2 separate regions of the Homo sapiens genome follow, and region 1 is linked to region 2. A link is a contact called in ENCODE Hi-C or POLR2A ChIA-PET data. All regions are on one chromosome and are shown on one strand. Each heading gives the region's core, a stretch centred on a gene start or an enhancer-like site at or near the end of the contact. The rest is flanking DNA. Distances are from core to core; before and after follow the strand shown. Region 1 has its middle 23 kb from the start of LINC01754. Region 2 overlaps LINC01754 (long intergenic non-protein coding RNA 1754).

Region 1 (5,150 bases), core at 877-3,376, 42 kb after region 2:
GGATTACAGGCGTGAGCCACCGCGTCCGGCCAATTTATGGTATATTTTCTTGCATTGAAACTGGAAACTCTTGCAACACATAAGTACATTATTCAACTTCCAGTTATTCAAGAAACACTCTAATTTTTTTAGCCATCATGTATTGCATAAAAACAGTGGGAGAGTTGATCAATTACTCACTGTTTATTTAAAGCTGTGGTTTAAACACTTTCTGTATAGTATCTCTTTATTGAAGGATTGTTGAGAGAGCTGGAATTACCTCTGTCACTCATCTTTGTGCTAAGAAACCCTGATGTGTGTTTTGTATTGGTTAGTTTTTGCTTCTCTACTGATGAACAGGATCTGATCAAGTTGAGCTTGCAGTAGAATAATTCACAGAAAAGTGCAGGGTGCGGTGAGTCACGCCTGTAATTCCAGCACTTTGGGAAGCCAAGGTGGGTGGATCACGTGAGGTCAGGAGCTCAAGACCAGCCTGGCCAATGTGGCGAAACCCCGTCTCTACTAATAGTACAAAAGTTAGCCGGGCATGGTGACGCGTGCCTGTTGTTCCAGCTACTCAGGAGATTGAGTCAGGAGAATTGTTGGAACCTAGAGACGGAGGCCGCAGTGAGCCGAAATCGCTCCACTGCACTCCAGCCTGCGCGACAGAGCAAGACTCTGTCTCAAAAAAGAAAAAAGAAAAAACAAAAAAGAATAATTCACAGAAAAGTTAAGAAAGGTTATCTATGGCCTCTTAATCTTCCTGATCTGAAACGGCAACTTGGGGTAAGGGAAGAATGTTGAGGAAGTGGAGCATAAAAAAAAAAAAAAAAGAGGAAGAAGAGAAAGAGAAGAGGGAGTGAGGGGGAGAGAGAGTGAGGAAGGAAGGGAAGAAGGGAGGGAGGGAGGAAAGAGAAAAGGAAAGAAAGAAGGAAGAAAAAAGGAAGGAAGAGAGAAAAAGAGAAAAGGTTGGTGTCATAAATAGTGTAAATATACTTAATAAGCAAGTGAAATCAAAGGCTGAGTAGTACGTCATACTGATGTCTAGTATTTTAAAATTTAGGCTGGGCACGGTGGCTCACACCTGTAATCCCAGCACTTCAGGAGGCAGCGGCGGATGGATCACCTGAGGTCAGGAGTTCGAAACCAGCCTGGCCAACACGGTGAAACCCTGTCTCTGCTAAAAATACAAAAATTAGCCAGGTGTGGTGGCGTGCACCTGTAATCCCAGCTACTCCGGAGGTTGAGGTAGGAGAATCGCTTGAACCCGGGAGGCGGAGGTTGCAGTGAGCCAACATTGTGCCATTGCACTCCAGCCTGGGAGACAAGAGTGAGACTCAGTCTCAAAACAGAAAAAAAATAAAAAACATTTTTAAAAAAAAGGAAAAAGGAGAAAAATTTGGACACAGAGACATGGACATACAAGGGGAGAAGGCAGGTGAAGATGTAGGCAGAGCATGGAGTAATGCATCTACAAGCCAGGGAAAAACAAAAATTGCTGGCAACCTCTAGAAGGTACAGGTGGCAAGGAAGGAATCTTCCCTAGAGGTTTAGAAGGGAGTCCAGCCCCGCTGACACCTTGATTTTGAGCTTCTAGTCTCTGGAACTGTGAAAGAACATGTTTTGGTTGTTTAAAGCTACTAAGTTTTTGGTAATTTGTCATTGCAGCCCTACGATACAAATATATTCACAATAAAATAAATGAAAATTAAAATTATACTGACATGCCATTTTTAACCCGCCACTTAGACAAAGATCAAAAAGCCTGATAACAGACTAAGTTAGAAAATGTGTTGGGAAATTGATTGCTTTTATTTGCTGCTGGTGGGAGTGAATGTAAACTGATATAATCTCTAGAAATTACTTGACAATTTCTATCAAAATTACAAATGCACATATCTTTTGACCCAGCAATTCTGCTTCTAGGATTTTCTGACATTGGAGAAAGTTGCATACGTGGACAATTGCACATGGACACGTTATGTATCACAGCACTCTCTGTAACCACAGACATTTGGAATGAACACTAACTGTTCATTGTCAAGCGATGTTTGAGTACACTGAAGAACATCTATACTTGGAGTCAGCAAACTTTTTACATAATGGGCCAGAGAGTAAGTACTCTAGGTTTGCAGACCCAGAGGGCTCTGGTGCAATGACTCAACTCTGCAGTTGTAGCTCAAAAGTAGTCATACAGGCTGGGCACTGTGGATCACGTCTGTAATCTCAGCACTTTGGGAGGCTGAGGCGGGTGAATCACCTGAGGTCAGGAGTCCGAGACCAGCCTGGCCAACATAGTGAAACCTCGTCTCTACCAAAAATACAAAAATTAGCCGGTGTGGTACTGGACACCTGTAATCCCAGCTACTCGGAAGGCTGAGGCAGAAGAGTTGCTTCAACCTGGGAGGCAGAGGTTGCAGTGAGCTGAGATCGCACCATTGCACTCTAGCCTGGGCGACAGAGCGAGACTCCGTCTTAAAAAAAAAATGTAGTCATATATCATACATCATATATAAGTGAATGGGCATGGTTGTGTTCCAATAAAACTTTATTTACAAAAAACAGGCAATGGCCAGATTTGGCCCATGAGCCTGTTTGCTGATCCCTGATCTATTCAATGGAATATTATGAGCTGAAAAATTAGTGAGGTGGCTATGTTCTGCTCCACAGTGACTTCCAAGATTAAGTGAAGAAAGCAAGATTCAGAACAGTATGGATTTGTCAGAAAAAAATATATAAATTTATATAAAGAATTATTTGTATATTCACAGGCAATGTCTGGAAGTATCCATAAGAAAGTGGACCCATTACTTATTTCTGGGATAGGAAACTGGGTGGCTCAGTGTCTCAGTGGGGAAGATATTTTCCTTTGTGCTTTTTGAATTCTGAACCAAGCTGAAATTATTACCCATTCAGAAAACAAAATAAAAATGTGAAAAGGTAAGCAAATTTATTTCCCTACCACATACTTTTTCTTTGCAGGGCCAGTGAGCACAAATGGTTTTTAGTTCCGTTTTTGTTTGTTTGTTTGCTTTTAATAGAGATGACATCTCACTTTGTTGCTTGGGTTGGTTTCAAAAAGGCAAATTTTTCTTCTTTCTTTTCTTTTTTTTGGGATGGAGTCTCGATCTGTTACCCAGGCTGGAGTGCAGTGGCACCATCTTGGCTTACTGCAACCTCTGCCTCCCAGGTTCAAGCAATTCTCCTGCCTCAGCCTCCCGAGTAGCTGGGACTACAGGCATGCACCACCAAGCCCAGCTAATTTTTGTATTTTTAATAGAGACGGGGTTTCACCATGTTGGCCAGGCTGGTCTCGAACTCATGGCCCCAGGTGATCCTTCGGCCTCAGCCTCCCCAAATCCTGGGATTATAGGCATCAGCTATCACACCTGGCCGGGTTTTCACATTTTTGGATGGTTGAAAACAACCCCAAAAAGAATAATATTTTGAGAAGGGGGTGGGGGAAAAAAGAATATTTTGTGACAAAAGAAAATTATGTGAAATTCAAATTTCAGTGTCCACAAATAAAGTGTAATGGAACACAGCCCTGCCTATTCATTTGCATTCTGTCTATGATTGCTTTGCCTTACACTGGCAGACTTGAGTCATTGTGACGGAGAGCCCATAAAGCCTAAAATATTTATCTGGTCCTTTACATAAACAGTTTACAGATTGTTGTTCTAGATTAAAGAACAAAACAATCTTTCACATGCTTCTACAAATAGAAAGTTCATATTTAATATTGAATGACCATTCCATGAGGACTTTAAAAAATGAAATGGCTTATGAAGAACTCAAAATTAAATTGTGAATTTTCTTGCTTCTTCTTAGAGAATATTTTAAAAAGCTGTGGCCTCTAAACAAAAATAAAGCACTTATCCCATCTGTCTGGGTCTCACTGTGCACCGTGTTGGTGAGGCCATCAGAATGAAAATGTATCACAACCCACCTTCCCCTTTATTTTTATTTCTTATTTTATTTTATTTATTTATTTTTTTGAGACGGAGTCTTGCTCTGCCACCCAGGGGCGCGATCTCGGCTCACTGCAAGCTAGGCCTCCTGGGTTCACGCCATTCTCCTGCCTCAGCCTCCTGAGTAGCTGGGACTACAGGTGCCCGCCACCACGCCTGGCTAATTTTTTTGTATTTTTAGTAAAGACGGGGTTTCACCGTGTTAGCCAGGATGGTCTCGATCTCCTGACCTTGTGATCCACCTGCCTTGGCCTCCCAAAGTGCTGGGATTACAGGCGTGAGCCACTACGCCTGGCCTTATTTTTATTTTTAATTTATATATATATATATATTTTTGGGGGGGGGGGCAGGGACAGGGTCTCACTCTGTTGCCCACACTGGAGTGCAGTGGCGTGACCTGGGCTCACCACAACCTCCGCCTCCCGGGTTCAAACGATTCTCCTGCCTCAGCCTCCCGAATAGCTGGGATTACAGGTGCGTGCCACTGCTGCCGGCTAATTTTTGTATTTTTAGTAGAGACAGGGTTTCACCATGTTGGCCAGGCTGGTCTTGAACTCCTGGGCTCAAGTGATCCTCCTGCCTCAGCCTCCCAAAGTGCTGGGATTACAGGTGTGAGTCACTGCATCCGCCCCTCCCTGTCCCTTATTTGACAGAAAATTCAAAGTACTTGATGTTAACAAAAAGCTGAGATGACCTGGAATTGCTTTTAATTTTTACTAAGAATGAATCAAAGCTTTCTGTTGTTGTTTTGATGGTGGGAAGAACACACTTGTGCCTTTTTTTTTTTAAATCACCGATAAAACAAGGATACAAGGAAACTCTGCCTTCTGAAAGTTTTGTTCTTGGTTTATAAGAGACAATAAACCCACATAAAAAGTTATGTAATAAGAGGACAGTCAATAACTATGTTTTCAACCTTTTCGGCAATGATCCACAGTAAAATATATGTTTTATACTATGACTCAGTAGATACATATATACACACACAAAAAAATAAAAATATGGGGCTGGGTAAGGTGGCTCACACCTGTAATCCCAGCACTTAGGGAGATCAAGGTGGGTGGATTGCTCGAGCCCAAGAGTTTGTGACCAGTCTGGACAACATAGCAAGACCCCGTCTTTACAAAAAAATAAAAAAAACTAGCCAGGTGCAGTAGCATGCCAGTGGTTCCAACAGCTGGGGAGACTGAGGAGGGAGGA
Region 2 (5,355 bases), core at 2,154-4,653:
GGCCTCCCAAAGTGCTGGGATTACAGGCATGAGCCACTGCACCTGGCCTAATTTTTTAATTTAAAAAAAATTATTATTATTATTATTATTTTTTGAGACGGAGTCTCGCTCTGTCACCCAGCTGGAGTGCAGTGGCATGATCTCAGCTCACTGCAACCTCTGCTTCCTGGGTTCAAGCAATTCTCTGCCTCAGCCTCCAGAGTAGTCAGGATTACAGGTGTCTGCCACCATGCCTGGCTAATTTTTGTATTTTTAGTAGAGACGGGGTTTCACCATGTTGACCAGGCTGGTCTTGAACTCCCAACCTCATGATCTATCTGCCTTGGCCTCCCAAAGTGCTGGGATTACAGGTGTGAGCCACTGCGCCTGGCCAATTTTTTAATTTTTATATTTGTTTGTAGAGATGGGGGTCTCCCTGTGTTGCCCAGGCTGGTCCTGAACTCCTGAGCTCAAGCAATCCTCTGGCCTCAGCCTCCCAAAGAGTTGGGATTACAGGTATGAGTCACTGTGCCTGGCCCCAGACTCTCTTCAGTGGCCTCCAAGTTCCTCCATGATCTTTTCCTGGCCTCTGATTTCATCTCATACATTCTCTGCCTTCTTCATCATTTTGTTCTCCAAGAGTCTATCCCCTGCCACGCCCACACCACCCCCACCACTGGCACCTCTTGAATTTCTCAAACTAAGATTCCTTTCCAATGGCATATTGCGTGGGATTCTCTCTTCCAGTATCTGCACATGGCCAGTTTCTTTTCATCCATCTCAACTTAAACATCACAGGTAGATGCTTTTGTGCAAACACAACCTCCCTGTCCACTCTGCCCCACATCCACATGTGGCCTTGTCATGTGGCCACGCCTAGCTGCAAAGAAAGCTGGGAAATGTAATACTTAATTGGGCAGCTCTGTGCTTCCTTTTAGTCACATCCCCCAAGGGCAGCACTATCTTGATTACTCACCGTGACATGCGATTTACATTTACACAAATAGCCTCCGGTTTTTTTTTTTTTTTTTTTTTTTTTTTTTGAGACGGAGTCTCGCTCTGTCGCCCAGGCCGGACTGCGGACTGCAGTGGCGCAATCTCGGCTCACTGCAAGCTCCGCTTCCCGGGTTCACGCCATTCTCCTGCCTCAGCCTCCCGAGTAGCTGGGACTACAGGCACCCGCCACCGCGCCCGGCTAATTTTTTGTATTTTTAGTAGAGACGGGGTTTCACCTTGTTAGCCAGGATGGTCTCGATCTCCTGACCTCATGATCCACCCGCCTCGGCCTCCCAAAGTGCTGGGATTACAGGCGTGAGCCACCGCGCCCGGCCGCCTCCTGTTTTTTTTTTGAGACGAGTCTCGCTCTGTTGCCCAGGCTGGAGTGCAGTGGCGCGATCTTGGCTCACTGCAAGCTCCGCCTCTCAGGTTCAAGCCATTCTCCTGCCTCAGCCTCCCGAGTAGATGGGACTACAGGCGCCCACCACCACGCCCGGCTAATTTCTTTTTTTCATTTTTAGTAGAGATGGGGTTTCTCCATGTTAGCCAGGATGGTCTCGATCTCCAGACCTCATGATCCACCCGCCTCGGCCTCCCAAAGTGCTGGGATTACAGGCGTGAGCCACCACGCCCAGCCAGCCTCCTGTTATTTATACTTACTCTTCACTCTGTTTTGAATATCTCTTTTACTCCAATGCTGATGAGTTCCTGTCACCTGGATTCCAGGACTTGCCTCAGATCCTAGCCTTCCAGAAGCCTAGTTTCAGCCTTTTTTTTTTTTGAGACGGAGTCTCACTCTGTCGCCCAGGCTGGAATGCAATGGTGTGATCTCGGCTCATTGCAACCTCTGCCTCCCAGGTTTAAGCAATCCTCCTGCCTCAGCCTCCCTAGTAGCTGGGATTACAGGCGTGCACCACCACGCCCAGCTAATTTTTGTATTTTTAGTAGAGACAGCGTTTCGCCATATTGGCCAGGCTGGTCTCAAACTCCTGACCTCAGGTGATCCGCCCATCTTGGCTTCCCAAAGTGCTGGGATTACAGGGATGAGCCACCACACAAGGCCTCCAGCCTTTCTTTTGAGTCAATAAGCTACACCATATTCTACCAATATTTTTACTTGAGTCAGCAGTGGTTTCCTACACCTGCAACTCAAGAACTCTAAGGGTTACTGCCTCCATTGTTTGTTAAGGCACCACAAGACTTTGCTGAACTGTACATAATGCTTTAGGTCAATAAAATAATCATCATCATAATGACAACTGAGGAGAAAGTCATGATAATATCAACCTATTGAGCACTATGGTTTTTTTGTTTTATTTTGTTGAGACAGGGTCTCTGTCACCTAGATTGGAATACAGTGGTGTGATATTAGCTCACTACAACCTCTGGCTCTTGAGCTCAAGCCATCCTCCTGCCTCAGCCTCCCGAGTAGCTGGGACTATAGGCACGTGCCACCATGCCCCGCTAATTTTTTTTTTTTTTTAAGTAGAGACGAGGTCTTGCTATGTTGCCCAGGCTGGTGTCGAACTCCTGGGCTCAAGCTGGGCTCAAGCTATCCTCCTGTCTCAGCCTCCCAGTGAGCACTATATTAGTTAGCACATAGATTCTGTACAAAGATCAAGAGAGAACAGTCTACTTTATTTCCCATTTAGTAGTCCATCTATAAGGGGTTGAGAGCTATTTGGGTGGCTTCCTGTTCTCTGGCTGGGCCCCAGGCTCCTCCTATCTTGTTGCTCAGTGTCCTCAACACATGGCTTCCACCTTAGGGACCAAGAGAGTCACTCCAGCTCCTGCAGGAAAGAAAGGAAGAGAGAGGGAGGGCACTCTCTTTTCCATTTATGGTCTTGGTCCAGGAAGTTGCCTGCATTACTTCTGTTCCCATCCCATTGGCCAGAACCTTGTCATGTGGCCACGCCTAGTTGCAAAGAAAGCTGGGAAATGTATTATTTAATTGGGCAGCTCTGTGCTTCCTTTTAGTCACATCCCCCAAGGGCAACGCTATCTTGATTACTCACCATGACATGCGTTTTACATTTACACAAATAGCCTCCTGTTACAGAGTTCTTTGGTTTTTGTTTTCACTCTGTTTTGAAGATCTCAACACGGGTCTCTGTAAATATCTAGTCCATTTCTTCGGCTTCCCCATCTTCTGTGCATTCACCACATTTTACCAAAGTACTCTCCTAGCAATGGCCCCCATATGGCCGCCTCCACACACATCACTGCCTCTTCTCCCCAGGAAGGAGATGCCGGGGCATAGGCTATGTGGGTGCAAAACACTGCCAGGTTGCTCTCCCACATAGCAGCTGCCAGCCCACACTCCTGCCAGGTGCATGTGGGGGTTCTATAGTCCCATAAAAGGTATTTTATTCATTTTTGTCATGTCTATAGTTGGACATCTGTTGTTTTTTGCATGGCCAGCATCCATTCTTCTTTTTTTGGTCACTGTGCCCTAGCATTCTTTTGGGAAACTACCTTTTCCGTCATTCTCAATCCACGTGATTCAGATGGGACTGAATCTCTTACTTACTGGTGTGACCAGGTGATGACACACTGGCCAACAACCATCTAGCACCTCCCAATCAATCCAGTGAAGGCATGTGACTCAAACTGAATCAAATTAGAGCCAGGTCAGGACTCTCACTGGAACTGTTGGGAAAAGGGCTTTCCCTTTCTCTGTGGGTGGTTAAGCTAGAGTGGGTAGAGGCCAAGACTGCTATGATCTCAGGGTAGAAGCTACCTGAGGGTGAAGCAGGCCTCCACAGAAGAAAGTATAGCTGAGAGATGAAGAGTGAGGGTAATTCTCATACTGTGAGAACCAACCATGCCTGAAGGCGACTTGCACTAGAGCTTTTATAAGTTACATAAGTTTCATAGAGTTACATAAGCCAATAAATTCCTTATTTATTTATTGAGACAGAGTCTCATTCTGTCGTTTACACTGGAGTGCAGTGGTACAATCTCAGCTCACTGCAACTTCTGCCTCCCAGGTTCAAGTGATTCTCCTACCTCAGCCTCCCAAGTAGCTGGGATTACAGGTGTGTACCACCATGTCCAGATAATTTTTTTATTTTCAGTAGAGACGGGGTTTCGCCACGTTGGCCAGGCTGGTCTCACACTCCTGGCCTCAAGTGATCCACCTGCCTCGGCCTCCCAAAGTGCTGGATCACAGGCGTGAGCCACCATACCCAGCCAAATTCTTTTTTACACAAGCCAATTTGAGTTGGGCTTAGGTCACTCAAAAGAAGTCAGACTAACCCCACCCATCCTGGTGCTAGGCATACAGTAGGTCATAGGACAAATGTTTGTTTTTTCTTTTTTTGGTAAAGAAAGGCAGACTTATTAGAGAAAGTATGAAGATACACTGCATGAAAGCAAAGGGCAGCACAGCAGAGAAGGGGCTGTCTGCAAATGTTTGTTGAATGAATGAATGAGCCCATGTGTGGGAATAAATGAGACATGACAGACAGCTACCCAGTGATGTGTAAATATCCACAGTGAGTTATCCAGGAGTTCAGGTGAGGAGCACAGGCTTACTTATTTTGCTAAATATGAATTCTAAGGCTAAACAAGACACATGTGAGCTCATTCACTCATTGCACTCCAGTTTTGTTCCTTTTGCTTTCAGATAATCAGATCACGACAGGCGCCGGCCATCACACCTGGCTTATTCTTGTATTTTTAGTAGAGATAAGGTTTCATCATGTTGGCCAGGCTGGTCTCGAACTCCTGACCTTAGGTGATCTGCCTGCCTCGGCCTCCCTAAAGTGTTAGGATTACAGGTGTGAGCCACCACGCCTGGCTCTAAAAGGGTATCTTTTTTTTTTGAGGTGGAGTTTTGCTGTTGTCACCCAGGCTGGAGTGCAATGGCATGATTTCAGCTCACTGCAACTTCCACCTGCCAGGTTCAAGTGATTCTCCTGCCTCAGCCTCTCGAGTAGCTGGAACTACAGGCACACGCCACCACGCCTGGCTAATTTTTGTGTTTTTAGTAGAGACAAGGTTTCAATGTGTTGGCCAGGCTGATCTTGAACTCCTGACTTCAAGTAACCTGGCTGTCTCGGCCTCCCAAAGTGCTGGGATTACAGACGTGAACCACTGCACCCAGCCAAGAGGGTATCTTAAGACCCCACTACATTCCCCCTAGAGGAATAGAGACTAGATAGGCACCACAGGACCCTCTATTCTGCAATTTTCTAGGTATGTTTTATTTTGAGCTGATTTTTATGAAAAGTGAGTACTGAGAAATCCTGAGTGTGGATATTAATCCCATACATCTTACAATGATTTAAATTAAAATTAAATTTGAATTTTTTTGGTCTTTTACTTGAGTATTTGTAAAAAGTAATAAATGTATTTCATTTTAAAATTACCAGTGTT

The links. A loop is a pair of places that touch in the nucleus more often than their neighbours do. ChIA-PET counts read pairs that join two places held with the same protein, here RNA polymerase II (POLR2A). Pooled maps may share reads with other maps.
Region 1: a map of PC-9 shows a loop between it and region 2 (8-fold over the local background). The contact joins two enhancer-like sites. A Hi-C loop is called at or near these places in 6 of 168 maps with a recorded cell type or tissue (B cell, CD4-positive, alpha-beta T cell, Calu3 and 3 more), 3 of 37 single-sample maps with no recorded cell type and 9 of 50 pooled maps. POLR2A ChIA-PET finds 5 or more read pairs at or near these places in 19 of 52 experiments (A549, A673, AG04450 and 16 more).

The regions. Positions count from the first base shown.
Region 1 is chr20:47,432,210-47,437,359 of GRCh38, forward strand. No RefSeq gene overlaps it. Among named protein-coding and RNA genes, the nearest start is that of LINC01754, 23 kb to the left of the region's middle. Within about 2 kb of position 2,127, at least 4 of the 41 ENCODE cell types and tissues checked have a DNase peak (open chromatin) inside an H3K27ac peak, as active enhancers do; they include B cell, OCI-LY7 and PC-9, where a contact is called at or near this core.
Region 2 is chr20:47,389,333-47,394,687 of GRCh38, forward strand. All of the region lies in intron 2 of LINC01754 (long intergenic non-protein coding RNA 1754), which reads right to left. Among named protein-coding and RNA genes, the nearest start is that of LINC01754, 20 kb to the right of the region's middle. RefSeq lists enhancers at 2,686-2,815, 2,986-3,175, 3,436-3,485. Within about 2 kb of position 3,404, at least 9 of the 41 ENCODE cell types and tissues checked have a DNase peak (open chromatin) inside an H3K27ac peak, as active enhancers do; they include B cell, OCI-LY7 and PC-9, where a contact is called at or near this core.